Regions from separate parts of the Mus musculus genome. Here regions 2 and 3 are each linked to region 1. The links are chromatin loops, found by intact Hi-C in ENCODE. Cell type or tissue: left cerebral cortex. All regions are shown on one strand. Each heading gives the region's core, and the rest is flanking DNA. Links, peaks and the distances in the headings are about the cores only.

Region 1 (7,988 bases), core at 2,257-6,256:
AGTACTAAGAATCTCTAATGGCAATAGGGAGGGCTCAATAAGTGATTGACATTAATTTTCTTTTGCTGTGAGAATGGTTTCATAAATTTTGAATTACCAACAGTAATTGGTTGAGGCTAATTTGCCATGAAAACTATGTGAAGATTTCATGCTTATGAGGTCTACAGAATGGGCTGTGTTGTGCTGATCATGGACCGTAATTTATAAAATGCCTGCTATGATGAGCACTCCATCCATAGTCATCTTGAATACGATGATTTTCTTCTTATGATGATTTAAAAACATAACCCCAGGGGCAATCTGGATATTTGTTTTCAGTCACTTTAATGGTATGACTATTTACCAGCTATAGAATAGGAAAATTTCAAAATATAAACAAGATAAACCTATACTGCAGAATTTAAACCATTTCTCTTTATGTGTTTAAGATAATCTCTTAGCTAGTTTTAAAGAAATGGTTGGCTATAAGTTGAATATTTGAAACTTTCAAAACTTTAGCTTTTAAGGGAAATATATTTAAGAATTAGTCTAACTTTAAATAACCGAGTAAGCTCTTACCCACCAGTTAACAGCTTACATTTCACAGAAACAGAACATTAGAAAGTTTCATGGCAGAATTACTACAAAGAGTGATTAGTTTCATCATGTTTCTTTCACTTTGGCAGCACATATTCTAAAATTGGAATGATACAGAGAAGATTAGCATGGCCCCTGTGCAAATTCGTGAAGCATTCCATAATTTTTGAAATATAAATAAATATAATAATAATAACAAAGAGAAAAAACATTTTACCTCCAAATGTATAATTGTCACTGAGTGCAAAGACTGGAGGGGGTCTTTTTTTATATACATGAAAGTTTCAATGTGGTATTATGCATATCTATACAGTGTGTGTGTGTGAATAAACTCAGTGATTATAGCAGTCTGTTCGAGTCACTCAGGTCACTAAGATTAATGACAAACATAGAGCTGAACATATAAAATCCACTGAACACTTAAGGTCTTACACTTCAAAATGCCTTAAAATTTAAGCCATTTTGTTAAGGTGAAGCTGATATTCAGTTTTAAGGGGACATGCTATAGGAGGTGTTTTCTGTGAGGATGTTTCTGGGCAGAATTTACATTTAAGCCTGTATACTTGAATTGATCTCTGTGCCCTCCAGAATGCAAGTGAGACATTTTAGTGAGTTAAAGGGCCTCACTAAAGCAAACATCCAAGTGTAGCAGAAGTCTTCAACTTCTCACTCTTGCATGTTGGCCTCCAGCTGTGAGACCAGCTTATTCTTGATCTCCATCAGCTGTTTGTCTACCCCGCAGACTGCGTATTTGCCAGTCTAATTACTTTTTGAGCTACTTCATCGAAATAAGTATATTTCTCTATAAAATCATATAATTTTGCTTTCTTTATGGGCTCATTTATTTGTGGTCTTAAACTTTTTTTTTGTCATAGTAGCTACAGACAGTTCATTATTCCTTCTAAGGGAAAAGATTAAAAATGATAAACATTTATTTTTAAACTGCCAAGCACATTGTTCTTGCTGTTTCTAATCATAGCTACTTGTTGAAAGTGACTGTATAAGCTGGAATCACCTAAAAAGAATATTGGTTCTATCCATTCCGGCTGTGAAGATTGTTCAAATAGAGAAAAAGCCTAATTTAATTTAGTTTTCCATTTTTGATATTAAAACTCACAGAACTTGACAGTAGTCCCCGATGGATTCAGTTCCATCAAGAGCAGCTACACTGGTGGCTCACTGTGAAAACTTGACCCTGTCTCGTAGGACTTCTGAGATATAGCGAGAAACAGGATGTGAAGTCTCTGTGTCTTTGGAGTATAATTTACTGTGCGACTTAAACTCTGGACCTGTTTAATGGTCCCCACAGCAGAGTTTCTAGGCCAACAACTAAATCAGCTTCAGTGCTCTGCATTTGCAGACAAGCCTTATGATTTACAAAATTTAATAAGCTGAGATCTCATGACATTTCCCCCTGCCCCCAAGATTCAACTTTTAAAATCGCTGCCAAGGAGGTTGTCAAAGGAACATGTACTCATTGGCATAATGAGACCTTACTTAATTTTTTTTAACCACACAAAAGCACATAAATATACTACTTCTATTATTAATTCATTAACAATGAATAATTTCTGGAGCATTCCTCTTGCTGAGATGATATTATATGAGTGATGTTTCTGCATGGTTTTATGGAAGTGATATTTTGGGGGTAGGTTTTTTTTTTTTTTTTTGAGCCTACCAAATTGAGTTACATAGGAAGGGCAGATGATTTGACAGTTTCTCAACTGTGCGCTGACATGCCAAGCTCAGATTTCACTTATGGTAACATAAGGCAAAGCCTTTTGTCACTACTTGAAAGTTTATGTTGTCTATTGAGGGAACACACAGTGTTTTGTGTTAGCTTCTTGTCTTTTTTGTTTTGTTTTGTTTTTCTTTACAAATCTCAGCTTGAACACTTTGCCTAAGAGGGTGCTCAGTTTTATCATTCTGAATTGTGACATTATATGGCTCTTCGGGTAAATTTTATTTTCAGATGGGGAAAGCAAAGTGACACTGTGCAGATTTGCTTACGTATCCTGTCTCATCATTAATGCCTTGGTGGCCACTGGTACTCGGCCTTGCCCATCATGTGATATGGCTAAGCAAGGGGCCTTAAACAAACACAGGCTGACCTACAGGACTCCCTTCCTGCATAACAATCTCTCAAGAACAAGAACACTTGATTTTCCATATTAAATATAAGGTAAAATGACACCATTCATCAACGTGGAGTAGAGGGACCTCTGAGGTCACTCTAGTGAAGGATGCTGTTCCTGTTGAGATTGAGTACAAAAATACAACGTTTCTTCCATTGTTTAATGCTTATTCGCCCTTCCTCCTAAGGATACATTTCCTTGTACTAAAATAGACACATACTACAAATCCTGAAGCCAGTCTTCTGGTCCCTGTTTCCTGTCACCTATTGTTCTTATGGCCTTCATTTCTCCCAATCAACATCCTGTTGTTTTTTTTTTCTCCCCACAACTTAATTTGAGTTCGTGTAGATTGGTTCTCCAGTCTTGTTATCTTTTCAATCCAGCCTTAGAGGAGTAGTGTATTTATTACAAATGTATGCATTTCACAGTCTTTAGAAAGATTGGCTTACATATAATGATAAATGTGAGAAAAAGCAGCTATTTTCTGTTATCATAACCTGCCTGCTCGGTTTTCTTTCCACTGCCAGGAGTTTTCATGGGTACAAGGCAAAGCAAATTGCAATCACCTGAGTATACTCCACTCTGCTTCTGTCACACTGAATGATGAATATATTTATTCTTCAGCTCAGAATCAATATATCTATACCTCCACCTATTTGTCTATCTATCTATCTATCTATCTATCTATCTATCTATCTATCTATCTATCTATCTATCTATCCTTCTACCTACCTACCTATCTATCTGTCTTTCTATGTGCACCCATGCCTTGTCTTTATGCATTGGCAAATGATAAGGAAAAGCTAAAGGGAACAGCTTGAAAATACTTTATGGGATCAATGAAAGAATGTTTTATGCTCCTATTTGAATGTCTAAGGCCTGTGGTAAGACAGCTTTTAAGGTCAAGCAGAGAGGGATATTTTCCTCTCTTAAGCATCTATCAACAGTCCTTGGAAGAGCAGTCAGTGCGAACATAATTTAATATGCCTTCTCCCTGAAAAGAATGTCTCTTTGACATCATGTCACCACGCGTGCTTCAAGAGAAGATTTTCAGGTGGTCTGTTTTTCTGCATTGATTTCCTTTTATCATTTTAGTCACAGCTTCAATTTTTTTTTTATGTGTTGGAGAAACAAACAAAAAGTCGTGCTGAACTTCCTCATTCATCTGGCATTCTCCTTCCATCCTGGTAACAATGTGCAGCTGCTACCCTGCAGATGGCACACAGCCTGGCTCCAGGATCTTCTGACTGTTAAGTCACTCCTGGCTAGACTATGGTCACTTGTGGCTAGACTGAGGCATGGCTCCCTGGGGATGAAGGACCAGGTTTGACAGGCACAGCTGAGAAAGCCCAGGCATATCAGAGATGTGTCTCTTGCCAGCAGGGGCTGCTGCAGAGCAGGGATCGGCAGGTTGTTATTCCAAAGTAGAACCTGGAAGAGTGTCAGATGTATTGAGGCAAGAAATTTAGGAAATGGGAAATGACTGGAGATAATGAAATGAATACAACTGAAATCAGTCAGGAAAATACAATACGCTTTAAAGAAGTCTTGTTAGAACTATATGTTGAGATGTGAATGCAGATGTGTGTGTGTGTGTGTGTGTGTGTGTGTGTGTGTGTGTGTGTGTGTGTGTCTGTAGCACTGGGCACTGTTCTTGAGAAAGAAGATGTGATACTAGAGAAGAAACATGTGGAAAACACGCTGTAAAATGGTGAGAAACACAAATACTTCTGACAAATCTAACAGATGTTAAAAACAGAAAAATGACCCCCTCTTAACCTTTTACTTCTTTTTCTGAAGATAAATCTCACAAGTTAAAGACCTTGCAGACATTTTTTCCCTATTTATCACCTTAAAGAGAATTTACTTAAACATTTGCATACTTTGTTCATAGTTTATTTTTTAAGGAAAATGTTTCTGTGAATGGTGGTGGTTTAAATATCTATGGCAAGTAGGCAGCCAGGAAACACACGTTCACCTTTCCTGAAGAGTGCTCAATGGAGTGTATGGACTCATGCTGTCACATCCCTCTATACATCACATGAACTCCACTTTCTTAGGGTAAGGCATTTCCTCAGTACTCTATATCCTGACTGCTGTGAGTGTAAGGATGGGTTACATTCTCCTTAATCCCCGAATTCCAGAGGAAAATGAAAGTTGAGGGAAAAAAGAAAACCCTTTTTATTAATCACACATTAGATAGTTCTGAGGGAATAACTGATCCCCACATTAGAATTAACTTTTAAAAATTGCATTTATTTGTGTGTGTTTGTCTGCATTCGTGTGTGTGTGTGTGTGTGTGTGTGTGTGTGTGTGTGTGTGTGTGGTGTGTGTGTGCGCATGCACGTGCACCACAGTATATGTGTAGAAAACAGAGGACAACTTGGGAAAGTTGGTTTTCTCCTTCTATCATGTATGGATTGAACTAATATTGTTAGACTTGGTGGCAGACAACTTCACAGGCTGAGACATCTCAGCCCTGTATTTGAATTATACATGCAATCCAAGTGAGCCTTTATTGAAATAGAACCAGTCAAAGTAAATTTTTTTTATAATAAAGCAAGCAAAGAAAAAATATACATAAAATAAAGAATCCTACACACCTGTTGGTAGAACACCACAGAGGAAAAGAGGCTGTAATAGAAATGCTCTTGCTCTACTCAGCAGTTCAGGAAGATCAGCTAAAATGTCACGCTAAATGAAGGAAAGGGAATGAAAAAGCTGTTGAGTTTAGCTTTATATAAATATTGCAAGCACTTATGTATGCATTGGATTCTCTGATATCTAATTTAAACTATTATTGATTAGAATTCTTTCAAAATGACATTCGGTACCTTGAAAGTAGTCCTGAAAGTCTTTATGAAATGATACCTTATCATTCCTCCCAGGTTTGAACAGGGATTAGTTGAAAAAAACTAGCTGAAAGCTAATGCATGAGTGAATCAGGTTATAAAATTGATAGCATCTATGAAAGTCTTCAAGAATTCAGTTCACTTTGACGGAAACATATTTAGCATCTACTAGGTGCCAGATACTATATTAGGAATTAAGAATTATTACAAGAATAAGACAATGTTACTTTCCTAAATGAAGTTAGAGGCTCAAGGAGAGGATCAGTGGATTTAAAAATGTGAGCACTATCATGAAAGATATTCACAATGTATTACACTCTTTTGGAAGTACTATGGGGAGTGTTGAGTTATAAACAATGGGAATCAGGGTTGGGGAGGGCTTTGTGAAGGACCCTGTAGTTGATTTTCAAGAAGTAATATCAATTAACTAAAGAAATAGGATATGGAATTATCTGCAAGGGGTTATTTTGAGTAACCCACCACTTTCATCTTAGAATCCATTTCATATATGAGACTATGTTATTTTTTTTTAGCAGCTTTGATTTTAATCCCTCTAAGGGCAGCCTGACTCTTCAAAGAGAAGAGTTTAGTCATTCAAAAAATATCGTCTAGAAATTCTAATGTTAAGAAATGAGAGGGTGGACCACTTATTCACTAACAAGCCACTAATGGAGTCATTTATATGCCAGACACACCTCTGGGTACTGGGGTTAGAGCTGTGGCTAAAGACTTCCCCTGCTTTAAGTCTGCTGCCACATTCTATGGACTTATACCATATCTACCCATCAATCGATTGCTGTTTTGCTTTATAAACATTTTACAGTGGTGTTGATATGATACAGTAGGTAAAGCCACTTGCTGCAAAACATGATGACAGGAGTTCACCTTCTGGGGCCAACTACCTGATGGAAGAAGAGAACCAACTCCATGTGTTGTCCTCTGGACTTCATATGAACAATACAAATAAACGTATATTTGTATATGAATCAAAGAAATAAATTAAAAATTGCATGTATGGTTTTCTTTACTTTCTGGAGTAGTCCTGGAAGGTGACAACTCCACCTTGGCTGGTCCTTTAAGTCTACTTGATGCACCCCTTACACTCTTGACTGTAACTATGAGTAATAGAACCTGAGACTACCTCTTCATTAGCTTGACTCTAACTTGATTTTTGGAGATTATTATTAAGCTTAAAACTGAATGCTGCTTATGACCTCTTGTCTAGTTTAATAGGAAAAGTAAGTGAATACTTGAGGTTATTGTGGGGCAAAATTTGTTTTATATAAGGGATACCACTTCATAGTGATTATAGTATACTGGGATGGGTATAGTCATTTAATCTTTAATAAATATTTAATTACACATTTTGTTTTATAATGTTAGAATACCAGAGACTGGGAAATGTCTCAAGGTATTTTTCTACAAGTGTATTTTAAGATAACAATGCTTGAGTGAACAAGAGAAGTGCATGAATGGAAACAGGAGAGAGAGAGAGAGAGAGAGAGAGAGAGAGAGAGAGAGAGAGAGAGAGAGAGAGAGAGAGAGAGAGAGAGAAATCGGGACAGTCTGTTTGTTGAAAAATCCAAGAGACAGTGTGTGAGTTAAGAAAGAGAATGGGTTGTATATCCTAAGTACCAGCAGGTGACTGAGACAGACACAGATACCTACATCCAACCATGGGACTGAAGTCAGGGACCCCGATGGTTGAATTAGAGGAAGGATTGAAGGAGTTGAAAGGTAGGGTGACCCTAAAGAAATATCAGAAGTCTAAACTAACCTAGACCCCAGGGAGTTCCCAGAGATAGCCACCAGCCAGGCAGCATAGATGGGATGATACCAGGTCCTCAACACATGTACAGCAGAGGACTGCCTGGTCTGGCCTAAGGGGGAGAAGATGAGCCTAATCCTTGAGAGATGAGGCCCCAGGGAAAGAGGCTGCCTGGGGTGGGGGGTATGTGTGGAGGAAAGCACCCTCTCAGAGGCAAGAGGGAAGAAGGAACTGTGGGAGGGGGACAAAGAGGAGGTCAACAGCTGGAATGCAAATAAATAAAATAATAAAAAAAAAGTAAGAAAGAGAATGGAGAGGGTGGCAAGTTGCCATGAGAAAGGGATCATAGAGGAAAATCAGAGGTTGGGGTGAGAACCTGAGTTCATTTGGGAGCACTATGAAGATAAAGAGCTTTTACACTAAAGAATATAATAAAATGGGAAGTTGATTAGTGGTCTAGAGTTCAGATGAGAGGATTAGAGTGAATGTATACACTGGAGTTCATTATTAGATAGATAGAAATCACCAGTTGAAGGACAAAAAATAAAACTGAGAAAACAGCTAGGAAATGGTGTTTAAATTAACTAAATAGTTGCCAAGTAGGGCAGGCTGATCAGGGAGGAAGAATCTGGAGAAACAAACTCTACAGAAAGCACA
Region 2 (7,988 bases), core at 2,237-6,236, 1.9 Mb after region 1:
CTCTCTTCACATATCTGTGTTAATATGTATACACCTGAGATTAAACAAAAACTTGAAGCATGAACCTTGGGCCCTGTGATCAAAACACTCACAGACTATAATCACTTTTTACTTTAGCTATAATGTGAGCCATACTGCACCAAAGTTCCTATATTTCATATCTCCTTATTGTACATGAGTATTACAACATAACTATGAAATATTTTTAACCCATTTCTAAAGCTATACTATGTACTTTCAAAACTCTAAGCAAGAAAATGAAAAATGAAGATGACCCAGAGCTACAAGCTGTTGATCCAATTTGATTTGGGGGAATACGAGTCTACTTTAAGAAAGAGACATGAAATTAGTAGCATATTTAAGTGGCAGGCCGACTGATGCAAATGCTAACAAATGAGCTAGATACAAGACTATGGAATTCCTGCAGACTTCCTTCATTCCACTTGAGCACAATATGCATTACTGCCCAATTGTTGAGGGAAAAGAGAAGGGGGGGAGGCACATCAATTGGCTAATTTATTATGATTTTTATAATAAATATAAGAGAAATGTGGTACATTTCCAAAGATATTAATTTATTGAATTCTATAACCCATCTTTTAAAGGACTGAAGGAAGACAGAGGAAACTGTTAGCTGTTTCAGTGGAGAATTTTTAAGACAGCAGTAGCATAGGGAATTGAGACACTTTGGTCAAATTACAAACTTAATCCAAAGTCCATTTTGTACTTTGGTGGAATGGGTTACAGTTTTTTTTTTTTTGACATAAAAGAATACAAAGACAGTCTTTTACATACTACTTAAACTGTTGAAATTTGTGGTAGTATGTGATTTTTCTTGGTTTGGGTTTCACTCTTTGTGAGGACCCACCACTATGATTTACAGCCAATAACCAGCTTCAATGGCAATATAATTAACATAGTACAAGCACTACATCCTTCCAATTTTTTGGATATTTTATTCAAGAGTGCTCTTCACTTGTCTAAGAAGACACACTTGCTGACAATTTTACTGCACCAATTTGATTTTATAGATTTATTTTTCTGCTGGAAACTAGATAAAAATTCAACTCACAGCCCTTAAAGTAGATGATTAAGTATTAGCCTTTTGTGACAACTTTGTCAGTGGCATAAATATAGAACAGGTGTACAAAATATTTGCAATTCCAAAATGACTACATCACATCTATAAACAAACATTTAATCATTATTCCCTCTATAGAGATATTAGTGTTTATAAATACCAGTTTCACGCAGTTACAGGAAGACATTTTTAGAAGCCAAGTTTTTATAGTTGAGAATTTCTTTTATGTTTCATATAAACTTTAAGTCCATGATTACATGATTACTCATATACAGTGAATATTATAAAAATGGCATTTTATACTTGAATAGTAAATTACATTGTACTTGGCAAGCCTTGCTCACATGGACACTATGCTGTCAGAGAAAATGTTTTCTGCTTAGTGTTAGGGCATGGGAGGGGATTATATTAGCAGGTCTATGGGTCTTCAACACTCCATCTGAGCAATAGTAACTTTGCTGAGACAAGCTTTGCAAAGCATAATAGTAAGGCCAATGACTTTCCATTTACCTCAAACTAAACTGCGCCCCCCCACACACACACACGTGTCAATTTTTTATACTCAGGTGCAAACGTCAATGCCTGCTCATTCAGAGGAGTTTGTAACAACATGTGTTCTAAGTATTATGATACCCAAGAATTATATTTTTCTGTGACACAACAGTAGTGAATAAAAGAACAAGGAGGTGACTGGATCATCCCAGTACAGTCATCTTTGCAAAAATTAATGTCTATGGCTTTGGGTAATGGTTTTATTTTCATCTTATGTTTAATAATATGTGTAGATACCTTGAAAATATACCCTGTTCAAGAAACAAGTCACGTGGGATCCACTGCAATTTAATTTCCTGTCATCAATAGCATAAAAATGACTTTATGATACTTTGGGCATAGTTTTCATCCCTCAGTGACTACAGGAAGCTCACTGGAAAACCTGGAAACAATGAAATTCTTTTCAAAGATTTTTTTTTTCTTGTCACTGTGCCTAACTTGTACAAAGCACATTAGGATGTGAAGAACACTTCCAAAGCTGAAGCTGAAAGTTTAGTTAAGGAATGAATGGGGTTCACGTGCCCCAAAATATAAATAATTTATAAATGTAAAACCAATTTATCAGAGGGTGAAAATATAAATCTAATTTATCAGAGGGTGAAACTTGGTTCAAGCTGATTCACAGCTTTAGAGTCCTGACATGGTGACTATTCCATACTAAAGAAGTTAGCTTCAATTTGGAATATAAACTTCATATCAGCATAAAACGTTTTAATGGAATAAAACTCATTAAAAGGAAATTAACTTTTTTTTCCTACTCTGGGAACCCTGTTATGGAAAGAAATATAGTCCTGCAGATAGAATAAAGTTTAACTATTGACTGTTGTTACCATTTGAAAATGTGTAAAAATAAATTTGAAAAAATGCAGCAGAGGTATGGCATGTGTTTTAGCTATTTTTACCCGGGAGGGATTCTGAATAGCCAATGGTATTCACACAGGGTCAAAGATGTGAACCATTTTGAGTTAACTATTGCCTACCCCACACACATGATTGCTGGCCATCTGGCTTTCCCTTATCCAAAGGTCTCAGGACAGCACAGCAAAAGCTTTTATGTGAAGTCCCCTTTACTCTAAAAGTCTCCTACCTGAATTATGGACATCCGAGTGGCAGGGGTCTCGCTCGAATTAGTCCCTTGTCCGGTGAAGCTGGTGTGGCAGCCTGCGTGCCCCTGCGGGACAGTCAGGTTGTTGGAGGCTGGCTTAAGATACATCACCTCTGACCGGGGCGAGCTGAGGGGCAGGCGGGTTTGGTAGTCGAAGTACATAGGGGAGGTGGCCAGGGAGGGACTGCTCACCACGTTCATGACGTTCATGGCGTTCCTCTCCTCCACCTCGCTCTGCACCAGCATGATATCGTTTTTGTTGATTTTCTTCTTCTTGCCCTTCCCCCCGCCTAGCTGAGGGTGGCTGTACTCGGCGATGCGGCAGTTGTAAGTGCGAATCTCCTTGTTTTCCCGTTTACACTTGACAGCGATGGTGATCATGGCCGCTAGGAGGATGATAGAAATCGTGCTCAGTGTCACTATGAGAGGCAGGGACATGTCCCAGTGGTGCTGCTCGCCATTCACTCGCGGTACCCCTTCAGGCAGGGAGCCGCTCACTGAGCGGATGATAAGTTTGGCCACAGCGGAAAGGGTGGGCTTGCCATGATCGGTCACCTTCACCACAAGCTCCACCACTGGGGTCACATCCTCCCAGAAGGGGTGCAGCGTGCGGATCTCGCCGCTGGACGGATCGATCTCAAACAGGTGGTCATCGTTGCCATCCACGATCTCATAGGTGAGGCGCCCGCTCTCTCCAAAGTCGCTGTCCAGGGCGCGCACGGTGCTTACCAGGTACCCCAGGCCAGCATTGCGCGGGACCTGCAGCTCAGCTGTGTCATTCTGTAGCGTGGGAAGCACAATCACTGGAGCGTTGTCGTTCACGTCTAAAACCGTCACCCTCACCGTGGCGTTGCTCTCCAAGTGCGCTGGCGCCCCTGAGTCCTTAGCCAGTACTTTGAATTCAAAAGCCTTCGTTTGTTCATAGTTAAAGGAGCGTAGGGCATATATGGCCCCGTTAGTGGGGTTCACGGACACATAGGTGTAAATAGACACGTCGCCGATGTGTGAAGGAAGAATGGAGTATGACACTGTCCCATTTTGGCCCAGGTCGGGATCCTGGGCTAGCACTGACCCGAGGTATTCTCCTGGAATGTTGTTCTCGTGTACTTGGAGCACGTAAAGTCCTTTGGTGAACCGAGGCGGATTGTCATTCTCATCCAGAATCTTGACGGCGAAGGACTTGGTGGAGTTAAGTGGAGGGGAGCCCCCGTCCCGGGCCACAATGGTCACATTGTACTCGTCTTGTGTCTCACGGTCCAGTGGACGGTCAGTCACCACGGTATAGAAGTTGTCATAGTTCTCTTCAAGCTTGAAGGGGACGGAACCGGGACCCCCCAGGCCACCTCCAGTCCCTCCTCCACCTAGAACCCGACACTGAAGCTGCCCATTCTTGCCTGAGTCCCGGTCAGTGACCCGCACTAGGGCGATGACTGTGCCGGGCGGGGCGGCCTCACTCAGCGCCCCCTGGCGCACGGAGACGAAACCAATGGACGGCGCGTTATCGTTCCGGTCGATAAGCTTGACTGTGACCTTGCAGTGGGCTGGGATTGGGTTAGGTCCTAGGTCTCTGGCCTGCACGTCGATCTCCAACATGCCGTTCTCCTCATAGTCCAGGTTGCCCTTAACGCGGATCAGGCCAGTTTTAGGATCGATGGAGAAGAGCTCCCGCACGCGGTCGGGCACATAGCTGCTGAAGGAGTAGAGGACTTCTCCGTTGGGACCTTCATCAGCATCAGTGGCGTTCAAATCAATGACCACGGTACCCAGTGGAGCGTTCTCGGGCAGTTCCACCAAGTATGACGGAGCCTCGAAGACTGGACTGTTGTCATTGGAATCGATCACCTTCACATTGATCTGTACGGTGGCGGAGCGTGGAGGCTCCCCGCCATCTAGGGCGGTCAGCACCAGAGTGTGGTGGTTCTGCAGCTCGCGGTCCAGTGCCTTTTGGATGACCAGCTCTGGGAACTTGGTGCCGTCGCCGCGGGACTTGACGTCCAGGGCAAAGAGGCCATGATCATCGCGGGTGAGCAGATAGGTGCGGAGCCCGTTCTCGCCAGCGTCTGGGTCGTGTGCGCTCGTGAGGGGGAAGCGGGTGCCGGGTGCCGCGTTCTCTGAGATGTCCATTTCTATCTGATCCGAGGGGAAAGAGGGAGCGTTGTCGTTGATGTCCTGGATCTCTACCTTGATCATGCAAATCTCCTTGTCGTTAGCGAAAACCTCTAGGGAGAGCTGGCACTTGGCATTGTGGCGGCATAAGGACTCACGGTCGATGCGCTGTTTGGTGTAGAGGAGCCCGCTGTCGGCGTCCACGTCCAGCAGATGCGGTGCGGAGTTCTCCAGCACCCGGTAACTGCCAGACTTGCTCCTCCCGCTGCCGCTGCCGCGCTCAGCCGGCGGAAGCCCGGGCTGCAGTCGGGCATCCTTGCCGATGTTGCCAATCACCGTGCCGGCCCCTTGCTCCTCTGGCACTGAGTAATTGAGGTTTTTGAGTGTCAGGGCAGGGGCCCACAAAAGGAAGCAGCAACAGATGGAAAGGTACATCCCAGACCGGTGGGGTGGGAACAGGAGCAGCCGGACTGGAGGTGCTAGCTGGTGGGTGCGCGCCAGTCTGGAACCGGGGCGGAGCGTACGAGCTCGGAGCGAGCCACAAGTCTGCGAGTCTTTCCTTCCCTCCGCACCCGGGCTGCGGCACCAGGCAGTCTCTCCTTATTCCGCTCAAGTTGCCCGAACCTGTTGATCTACAGCATTCGCACTGGGAGAGATGCAGCCGCGCAGCGAAGCTGCAGCAGCTCGGAGCCAGGCGGCGACTCCCTGCGGCTGAAGGCAAGCTAAAGGCTTTGTCTCTCCCGCCTGGACTTCGGGAGGTTCAAACTTGCGTGATGAGGCTGGCGATAAAAAGGAAATCGGAGTCTGGAAGAGATGATAATGAGCTGAAGAATTGCTTGGTTTTCCTCACTCCCGCTAGGCGCTGCAAAATCCACTCCCTCCGGCAGCCTACAGAATACTCTTCAAATCCGGTGGGGGAGGGCTTCGGGAGGTGTGTCTCCAGGCAGATCAGAAAGTGGAATCCTTTAGTTACTCTTATTCGGTGATGCGATTGATGGGAATGAATAGGGACGAAGAAAGAGTCACAGATACATATGTATATTTGAGGCTGCCCTGGCACACGGAGAAATGTCTGCTCGCTATGCAGGATGCTCGGCTTTCAGGCAGTGTATTGCTGCATTTAAAGATCTAATCTTGCCTTGCTGGTTTAGGCGGCGGCGGCAGCGGACTGCATCTCCGAGCCAAGTCTTTTTTTCTCTCTCCCTCTTCTTTTTCTCTCTTCTTTCCGAGCAGCCAGAGGGAGGGGAGGAAATGCAGAGGAAAAAAAAGTGTCCCGATTTGTAGTTTCCTCCCCCTACCAAGCTCCTCCCTCTCTTCCTCGGAGAGGGTTCTCCCCCAAAATCAAGAAAGCCACAGCCTGATCAGCATTTGCGCCGAGAGCCTATTGGGAGGAGAAAAATATAGAGATATATCTCCGCCTCTGTTCGTAGAACACTCTGGTGTGTCTCTATGCCAATCCGGGAGCCGCCACTACCATCCCATCCTCTTCCAGCAAGCAAAGACTTCTCTCCCTGCAGTTTAATTCCAGTTTGCTTTTCTTGCCAGGCGAAAGGAAATCAACAGGCAACTCATGGTTAGACGTGCAGATTTGAGGGGGGGGGGGAGGGGGGAGGGCAGACTAGAAAGGAGGAGGGAGCTACCCTCCCAGTCCTAGCACACACACACACACACACACACACACACACACACACACACTGCCCTGTCTCTCGCTAGAAGGGAAACAGTCTCTGCATTCACAGGGCTGGGCTGTCAAGTGGCTCTCTTTTCTTTCTATTCAGCACCTCCTTCCAGTGGCCCAGCCTCCTTTTCATCTAGAAAGGAAAACCTTGGCGAGGAACAAGAGTGGTGAATATTTGAAGAGAATAACAGTGTAGGCTTTTTCCCCCCTTATTATTATTATTATTTTAAATTGGAGGAGTAGAGTCGACGGAATACATCAAGGCTTGGCGTGATGCATTCTGCAGTCTGGCTCACACACGGTCTCTGGTCGACTTGGGAAAGGCAGAGAGGGTGAGGAGCTGCAGCCACCGCGGTTCTGCCAGGGCGCCCACCCGGGGAAACTACCTCCTCCACCTCCGAGGGGAGGTTAGGCACGGGTTGATCTACACATTATTTCCGCTTCTCCCAGCGCCTCGGTATACGGGAATGACACATCCAGAAATGCAGGTGTTCTCATCTGCGGGATGAGTCAGAAGCAGCGGAACGAATCGTATTCACTCTCCCCTCACGGTCCTCCCTTCGCAGTCCTTAGTTGAGGCTTCTTCTTAAGGCTTTCTCTGACCACTCAATAGGAAAAACAAAAACAAAAACAAAAAAAAAACAAACAACAACAACAAAAAAGCCGGAATCACGTCGGGGGTGGGGGAAGAAAAACGAGAAAAAGCGTGGGGGGAGGAAGGCAAAGCTGAATCCAGGAACACTTTTACTCTACCTCTTTCGGCCGGAGTCCGAGGCTCTGCAAAACAAGGCGTCTGCTTTGCTTACGAATATTTATTTGTTTTTTAAAAAAAACCTTTCCACTTGGTTAGGCGTGAGATGCCCCCAAATCTCTCAGTCTTAGGGGTGGGGGCACGTTTCCAGTAATGATTCACAGCTTAGCCCAGGATCATAGTTCAAGATTTTCCTCCCAACGGTCTCTGTTCACAAAGTCCAGCATCGGTGTGCATAGCTAATTGTGCAGTCTGTTGTGGAGGTTTTTTTTAAATTTTAATTCCTCCTTTTTTTTTTTTCTGTCACGAGTGGTCTCTTTCAGTCTAGTGCGGTGCCTGTCAGGATCACCCCAAAGCCTGAGAAAGACGTGCAGGTTTCAAACCGAATAAATCCATCTCCGCCAGCCAAGACGCGGAGGAAATGGAAGGTGAAAAATTCAATTCAACAGTTGGAGTACCGTCTCCGAGCCGCCCTCCTCCGCTGCGGCAGCCGCCGGGCTCGCAGTCCGGATTCTCTCCCCAGCGTCTCTTGCTGACTGACTCTATTCACCTCACGCCGCCGCTTAAACATTGATACTGATTCTCTGCCAGCCAATCGGCGTGGGGAGCCAGACCCTGCCTTCTCGGCCCACGCCCAATGGGAGGCGGAGAAACGGCAGGCGGGGGCGGGGCCAGCAGCCCCAGCTCTTTAGAGTCATTGACTAGCTTGAGTCCG
Region 3 (7,988 bases), core at 2,689-6,688, 380 kb after region 1:
ACATTGGGAATTGGCAGAAAATTGGGAGTGACTGTTAATGGACATGGCCTTTTTTGGAGGAGATGATAAAATGCAGCAAAATTAGGTAGAAGGCATGGTTGTATAATTCCATGAATATGCGAAAACTACTGAATTAAGTAATTTAAGAAGTCAAGTTCCCTTATATGTAAATTTTATCTCAAGAAAAGCTTTTATTTAAAAGAGAGAAAGTCTGCAGTTTTCTTAAATTTACTGAGGATTCCTGTTCGCTTAAGTTAAATTTTATGCAAATATCTCCCTTCTTCTATTCACTTTGCTTGTTCTAGCTAGAATGGATTACAGTTCACCAAATGATGAATTTTTAAAACATTCTTTGACGTGCTCCTCCTGAATTTTCCTGTGACTCATCTGTTCCTCAGGACTTCAGCTTTCTTCTATCAATAGCTTCAGTCTTATGAATCACTTTTTCTAAAAATTTAGTTTCTGTCTTTTCTTTTTAAAAATAGCCTACTGGAACTGCTGTAAGTGGTTCAGTGATAACATTTCTGAACATTTTATTATACAACCCTTAGTTTGCTATTGTTGGTACTGTATTTTCCAGCTTTCTCTATAAATAAATACTTCACTCATCTTTTACACTGGAAATATATTTTGGAGAACCCGTGTTTTTACTACAGGATAAGCATAATGCCCTGAAAGCAAGTATTCCCATGGAAATAACCAAGTGGAAGAGGTTGCATTTCAAATTTGAGATTAAATGCAAATGTCTCATTAAAAAAGCAAATTCTTATTTCAAAGTTATTCAATGGGATGGGACTCAAAATATTCAATCTGGTTGCATTTAGCGCACTGAAAAAAAAATCTTATTCAGAAATGTTCAATGGACTCGGAGCAATGCTAGATCAATCTGCTTCTGCCTCTAAACTTCTGTGATAGTGACTTCTTTGCACATGCTGTTCTCTTCATCTGGAAGCTCTTGCCCATCTTCGTCAATCTTGTGACATTTTCTTAAAAACAGGGTTTCAAATTCCACCCCATCCAAGATAACTTTATTGATAAGCCTGACTTCCCAATGTGCCAATGTTACATCATCTAAATATTGAAACATAGTTTGTGTGTTAGATATTTGAATATTGTAATATCTTATTAGTAATATTAGTTCTTGGGTGTTTACATTGTATGATAATGAGATTTCAAATACTTCAGTAGTATGTATATGATTTTATTTGCATATGTTTCATATGTTATATTGTCGTATAAAGTTATTATGCAGTCATTTTGGTCATTATGTAGATAGTGGGTAATTTACCAGGACTGCTATAAAGTGTTATATGAAAACAATTCATGTTTAAGGAAATATCTTTATTCTCCTATCTCTCAGACATTTCCTTAACTTGATTTTATCTTTTCACCTACTGGTTTACTAGTTAAATATGAACAAGTAATATATTGATGAATAAAAGAAGAAAGAATAATATGTGACTATCAAAAGGAGTTTTCTTTGTAATTATTATTTACTTTGGAGAAATTTAACAGAAATATAAGGGATGAAGTTTAGTTTGAAAGAAATTATCAATACTGAATAAAATACTATACAACAAAGATTTGCTGGAGTTTTAGTAGGAAATTTTGTTGTAACCTTCAAACACAATTATATTAAGTTTGCAGTCTACCGTGTCCAGATAGTTCTTTGAGCATGGTACAAAAGGGAGGACTCCTTTTATCAGCAGAGCTTCCTTTCCTTTGCTTGATCTTTTCTGGAAAGTGTCTATAAGCACAGATATCTGACCTTATATAGAGGCTGACCCTGTACAAAGCTTCCTACAAGAACTGTATGATTCAGCACATGAGTCCTGCTCAGTTCTTTCCTACTGTATGATAATTAGGTAGTTTTGTGACCAATCTGTCCTTCCCACCCATAATCCCAAAATCCTGTGAGGAAAGTTGCCTATGTCCAGGTTATCAATTCAACTTTCTTTCTCCTGATAAGAACCTGTCCTGCAAGCGCCTGGAATTCCTCTTGATATAAATCTAAGCATTTCCAGCACCTTTGCCCTAGCTAATAATGTGCTCTGGAAATCCCAACCTACTCCCCAAGTTCTCTACAGCCCCTGTTCACCCTGAATAGAGCTGAGCTGCTTGACTGAAGCTGATTCCTGAAGTGATTCTGTCATACTCATGGTTGTCCAAACTCTGCATTCCTCCTAACTCTCATAGGCTGCTGGCCAACAACATATGAGGAAGGGGAGGCCTACAGGCCACGTTCACTTTGTGTGGCATTACAGACTCATAATAATTCCTTTGAAAACTGATTTGAAACAGAAAAGAGGATCCTGAAGAGCCATACAGTGGATCTGACGGTCTCCTCTACAGTAGCAAATGGTTTTCTTCAATTAGGCAATTTGCTCCTTCATTGAGCACTGGCTGTGTCACTGCCTATATACACCTTTTCTGTCAAGGTCAATACAATATTTCCTACTTTTCATTCTTTGTGGTACATGCAGCAAGCACGTGCATGCGTGTGTGTGTGTGTGTGTCTGTGTGTGTTCACATGCACAACCAAGTGTCTACTCTGTGTATAATGTGTGAAGGCAAGAGGTCAATAATGGGTACTTTTCTGAATTGCTCTTCAGTTGATTTTTGTTAAAGCAGAGTCTCTCTTTCTGAGCCTACCGTTCTCTGATTTCAAAGACTGGATGCTCAGCAAGGTGCAAGTATCCTCTCATGCCTACTCCCTCAAAGCTTGGATTAAAGTGGGACACAACTTTTTCTGGCTTTTTTATGTGTGCCCTAAGGGATTGAACAGAGGTAGATCTTCATGAGTGAGTAGCACACACTTTACCAACAGAGCCATATCCCCAGGCTGTCTTTGACTTTTGATTTGGGAATTAGTATTAGTTCTTGATGGTGAAGTAGTTGTCTGTCATGAAAGAAGCAAAATATTTGGAAGATAGGACTTAAAGTGTATAGTCTTACAACTAAGAGCCCAAGTGCATGTTGATGAGACAGTGATTGTTAGTATATATCTGGATTCTTTATCCAGAAAACTCATAGTGCCTAATCCTTACTACATCTCACAGGTAAGAGTTACATTTCACGATCTTGCTCTCCATCCCTTTTCATTCAGTGATGACATTGTAGAGACCCTAAAATCTCATGCCTCCTATTAGCACAGTGTTCTAACTGTGGATTTTGGTCATGACATTTCAGTAAATGACCTTTTTCTGTCTATCATGTCTCGTCTATCATTAGGAGCAGAGCTCATCTTTCAAATGTCTTCTAAAACAGAGCTGAAATAAAAGGATACCAAACTGATCTTTCAAGCAATTTGATAAATTTAAAATCTGGGGTGTGGGTGGATGTTTGTGTGTACATGTGCCAATGTGCGTGCCCGTGTGTGGAAGCTAACTAAAGGTTGACTCTTTATTTTTCTCTGTTGCTTTCTGTCTTTTTTTGTGAGGCTGTGTCTGTACTGAACCTGGAGTTTATAAAATTCAGCAAAACTTGCTGGTCACGAACACTGAAAAATTCTCTTGTTTCTACCTAACCCATCTGGATTATAGACTCTAGGATTATAGGTAAATTCTGTGGCTTCAGGCTAGTGTGCTGGGCATCCAAGCTCAGTTCCTTAAGTCAGTTAGTCAAGTTCTTGAATGCCTGATCTGTCTTCTTAGACCCTTAAAATATATTTAAAATTACTTTTTAATTTTTAAAAAAAGTATTACAAGAGTAGTTCTCCCTCTGAGACTTCCCACAAACCTCTTCTTGCTCTCTTTCAAATCGTGGTTTCTGTTTCATTAATTGTTATCATGTGTGTGTGTGTGTGTGTGTGTGTGTGTGTGTGTGTGTGTGTGTGTGTGCCTGTATAATATTCCTAAACAAATAAATGCTCAATCCATATAATATTACTTTATGTATGTTCTCAGGGCTGACCATTTGGAATTGGATAACCACTTAGTGTGCTTTTCCCTGGGAAAGGGTATTTCTCCCACTTTCATTATTCCTTAGTTGCCTGTAGTTCAAGGCAAGAATGCATTACAACTTGACAGGATGTCTTCTTTTATATTCTCACGAAATTGAGCAAGGCCAGGTCCTCATTTCTTGGGTCAAGTTCATGGAATGTTTACTTTGCCTGATAGAGTGCCTCCTGCGTACTTCCTTAGTCCACCTTTGTGTTTTTACTCATTCTTTCCTTAGTACTCCACTGTGGTGAATCTCTTCCCACCTCTCTGTCATAGTCCTTTCTAGTCATGTTAAATATAGTCACTGAATAAGCAGGAAGAGAAGAAGGGCACAGCAACACATTAGGGATTAGGAACAGGGATTTATCTACATTAACCAGAAACTCCCAGTTAAACAGCATTTCAGTGGTAATCAAGGGATAATTTCCATACTGTATCTTTTAATGGATAATAGACCCATATTTCTTGATGTGCTGAGAATTTCCACTCCCTTCTGTCCATTCAGTTTCCCTAAGAGAAAATTTGCTGCTGTCTTTCTTAAGGAAATACTCAGAACATGTTTGAGAAGAGATGCTAATTACCTCTCCTTGGGGAAAAATAGATAATTAACTAGCCACTTAAAATATTTGAAATAAGATTTGATGTGTTAAGCAAACACACCACACAGGCACACATACACAATGTAAAAATACAGGATGCCTTTAAATATATTCTTAGATTTCTAACACAGCTTCAGATAGATATATAATTTTTTTGCTCTGGTTTTCCAGGCAGAAATGACAGTGCTCAATGAATAAAAATCAAAAGTAAATTCCACAATCAGGAGGCCAGCTTGCTGCAAACCCTTGTTCCATAGGACTTGAGATTATACCCTAGGCAAACTAACAGCCTGCTGATTTCAACCTAACTGAGTGACAGGAGACCCATGGTGACAAAAGATCTAAAAATATACTGGGATTTGGCCATTAAAAGCCTTATCAGCAAGTAACAAAAATCAACAGAGCATTAGGATTGCCAATGTAGGGATTTAAAAAGGTTCCTAGCAAGAGAATGTTACTAAGCGGCCTGATAATCTGTTGACATCAACGCTGGCCGCCTCTGTGGACCACTTTCTGGCTGAGAGCTTTAGGTGATGAAAGGCAGAGTGGGTGAAAGTGGGGGCATCAGAGTTAATACTGACAGCCTTGTGGCTGTTCCTAGGCCCGTGGTGAGGATGTGTGGGCTGTACATCTGTCCCAGAGTTTCCCATTTGCTTGGAGGTCAGTGGGTCATTAGATAAGCATCTCCCCAAAGGAGGGCTCTTTGTTTCCATACTCTCCATGACATCTCGAAAGCTAACCATGGATTTGAATGTGTTAAATACTAATTTGAGTCATTGCATATTCTGCTCGTAAGGTCGGTTTCTTCTTCCTAATGTTTCCAGGTACCTCTTGGCACACACATAAAGGGAACGGCATCAAACTATTAACAGTATCTTTTTGTGGGTTTATGCTTTCACTGATGAATTCATATAAAAAATGATGTAGTGATGTTGAGTAGCATTGTGAGTAAAGTGTCCCACTTTCCTGTCTTTGTCCTGATGGATTCTTTAGAGTGATATACCAGATATACCAGAGACAAGTTATCCACAGGTAAATGACTATAGCAAGATGTTGTCTTCTACTGAGGTTGATTCAGAATAGAATGTGGGGACCAGGGAGACTGGCAAAGCCTCCTGTATTTTTATTGCCAACATTTACCTTTATATATCTGATGTCTAACCTAAATATGTACATTTCATTATACCTGTAAATCTTTGATTTTTGAGGGATTAGTTATTTCAACTTCCTATGTAATAAAATTTCATTTTCAGTTCTTAGAAAAGTCATTGACTGAAACACTTCATTGATAAACTTTGGCTTTCAGTCCTCATTTTGTGTCTGCCCTACCACAGCCTCTACCTGTCTGGTATATTACAGGGAAAGGACTGTTGAAATTAATAATATGATTATTGTAGCAGTCCAAATAATTTGAAGGAATATCAAAGGTGCCTTCAGGAAGGTGATGATGCAGTATAGCCTACAGTTCCAGGAAGCTGTGATACAAATTCATTTGGTCATGGTTTGCTTGCTCCCAGTATTATTAAATTACTAGTTATATCTGTCTGCTTTCCTAGTAACTGATTAGCTGATGCTGAATACTTTACAAAGGAAATTAGTTTAGCATTGAGAAGGCTGATTATATGTGATCAGGTGACCCTACTTGCTTACCTTTCTGGTGGAGATTTCTGGCAGAGAATTGAGAGAGGAATGCTAGATGTGTAGTGAAAGAAATACCTGGGGTATGGGGTACGCTCTCTTTGTTACTCTCCTGTATTTACAAGTTAGATGGGATCTTGTGAGTGAAACCATGTTACCATACCTAGGGATGGCAGTTTCCATGGCCTTTCACTTTCTAGGAATTCTGTTTTCTAGAAGGTTCTGTCATCTCTCGATAATGTCTCACTGCCACCAAGTATCCAGTTCCTGAACCTTTTAGAGACGTCATCTCAACCATATTCCCAGTGCAGAGAAAAGCTCGTCTCATGGGCAGGCTTCTTTCCACTACGCTCTGTTGGAAGTTGTAGGATAAGAGAACTGCTGATATGTTTTTCTAGGTTTAAGACTCTGACTCTGCAGCTGTTCTTGTGAAAACCTGGGTGCTGATCAAAGGGAGAATAGGGAGAATGAGGCTGGAAAATAACTCTATAAAAAGAAGCCCACTTCAATGGATATACATGATCACCTTTGAAAAAAATCCCCTTTTTGGTGGTTCTGAATTCATGGAGGGTGTGTTTTACAGGATTCTTTACTCTATGCTATGAATGTAACATAACCAAATCCCTAAGATGAAAGCTGTGGGTTTTTTTTTTTTTAAGAGAAATTTAAAAATGCAGACCTCAGCATTTACTATATCTGGAAAATAAGATATACAGTACATTCAGCTTTGTTAAATATCTGTGAATGTAAAAATACCTCGCCATCTGAGTATTGGATAGAAAAGCAAAACAAAAAAGCCCATATTTATCCATTTGACTCTGAATAGTAAATGAATCTAACAGTCTTTGAAGACTTTGTATTCATCAAATACCATTTTGAGCATAAACATGAATGGCAAACATTCCTATGAACTTTCAGTGGTGGCCTGAGGGTTTTGTGGTTCCCTCTCTCAAGCTGTGAAATACCAACAAGGTCAGTGACTCAGTAGAAAGCACTTATAAGCAGTCAATTACGGGGTGTTTGACTTTAAGTCTGTGTCTACAAAAAAAAAAAAAACAAACAAAAAAAAAACAACCCACCAAACAAACAAAAAAAAGCCCAACTCCCAACCAAACACATGCTTGGAAGGTAATAAACCAATGCATACTAGAACAGGCATTAGGGTCTTAATGAGAGTTTCATATCAGCTCAGCAAAACTTCCTATCAACTATTATTTTTCTAAACCCATCTATTTTAGCCCACTTACTGGAGAAATGCGGTCACATTGATATTTCAAAAACTAATAATGCTCCCTCTGCATATGTGAATTTCATGAGGTTTTTGAGTAATGAATAATATTACCAAATGAGACAAAAGGCCAATTTCAGGCAGGATGAGGGCGATTTTTCAGATTATTAATTCCAAAAATAATTTTGGCTTTTAAAAATATTGTTGGATAGGGAATATTATATTGATAGGGTCAGATATGGGATTAATTGCTTCAATGTATGTGTGTGTGTGTGTGTGTGTGTGTGTGTGTGTGTGTGAATCTGTTCTCAGTAGTGTTGAAATAAGCCCTCAATTCATTTATTCACAAAGCAATCAGATATATTAGGGAATCTCTCTATGTGTATCAAATATATATCAGATAAGCCTGAAAGATAAAAGGAAATAGCCTTCATGCCAGGAAATGCGATGGACCCAATGTGTAATATAGTCATATGTTGTCTATTTAAGGTAGGTTCTTTGCTTTGATGGCAGTATTAGCATGTGTATGATGCTAATACATTTTGTGATTTTTTTCATTCTTTTTGCTTATACCTTATTGTC

Evidence for each region. Peaks named below come from ENCODE experiments on the same cell type or tissue, not always from the same donor. Only the 100,000 strongest peaks of a DNase experiment are listed, where the experiment ranks them.
Region 2: a loop joins it to region 1, with 3 times the contacts of the local background. A loop is called at or near these places in 6 of 42 quality-filtered maps.
Region 3: a loop joins it to region 1, with 2.1 times the contacts of the local background. A loop is called at or near these places in 2 of 42 quality-filtered maps.

Annotation. Positions count from the first base shown.
Region 1 is chr14:86,304,044-86,312,031 of GRCm38, reverse strand. It overlaps Gm32860 (a long non-coding RNA gene), which reads right to left. Exons shown (of 4, transcript XR_383673.4): 3 at 5,315-5,405; 4 at 3,834-4,142. It also overlaps the pseudogene Gm23926. Among named protein-coding and RNA genes, the nearest start is that of Gm32815, 8.1 kb to the right of the region's middle. In left cerebral cortex, for the core only: a CTCF peak has its summit at 4,085 (motif pointing right); a DNase peak (open chromatin) is centred at 4,087.
Region 2 is chr14:84,443,386-84,451,373 of GRCm38, reverse strand. Pcdh17 (protocadherin 17) reads right to left here and starts at 7,811. Exons shown (of 4, transcript NM_001013753.2): 1 at 2,721-7,811. The coding sequence starts at 5,279. Gm32498 (predicted gene, 32498) reads left to right here and starts at 7,970. Exons shown (of 4, transcript NR_168882.1): 1 at 7,970-7,988. In left cerebral cortex, for the core only: CTCF peaks have their summits at 3,128, 4,208 (motif pointing left) and 5,676; DNase peaks (open chromatin) are centred at 4,624, 5,412, 5,789, 6,167 and 4 more places; H3K4me3 peaks cover 4,000 bases; H3K27ac peaks cover 3,087 bases.
Region 3 is chr14:85,927,688-85,935,675 of GRCm38, reverse strand. No RefSeq gene overlaps it. Among named protein-coding and RNA genes, the nearest start is that of Gm32729, 240 kb to the left of the region's middle. In left cerebral cortex, for the core only: no CTCF peak of the experiment used is centred there; a DNase peak (open chromatin) is centred at 4,305.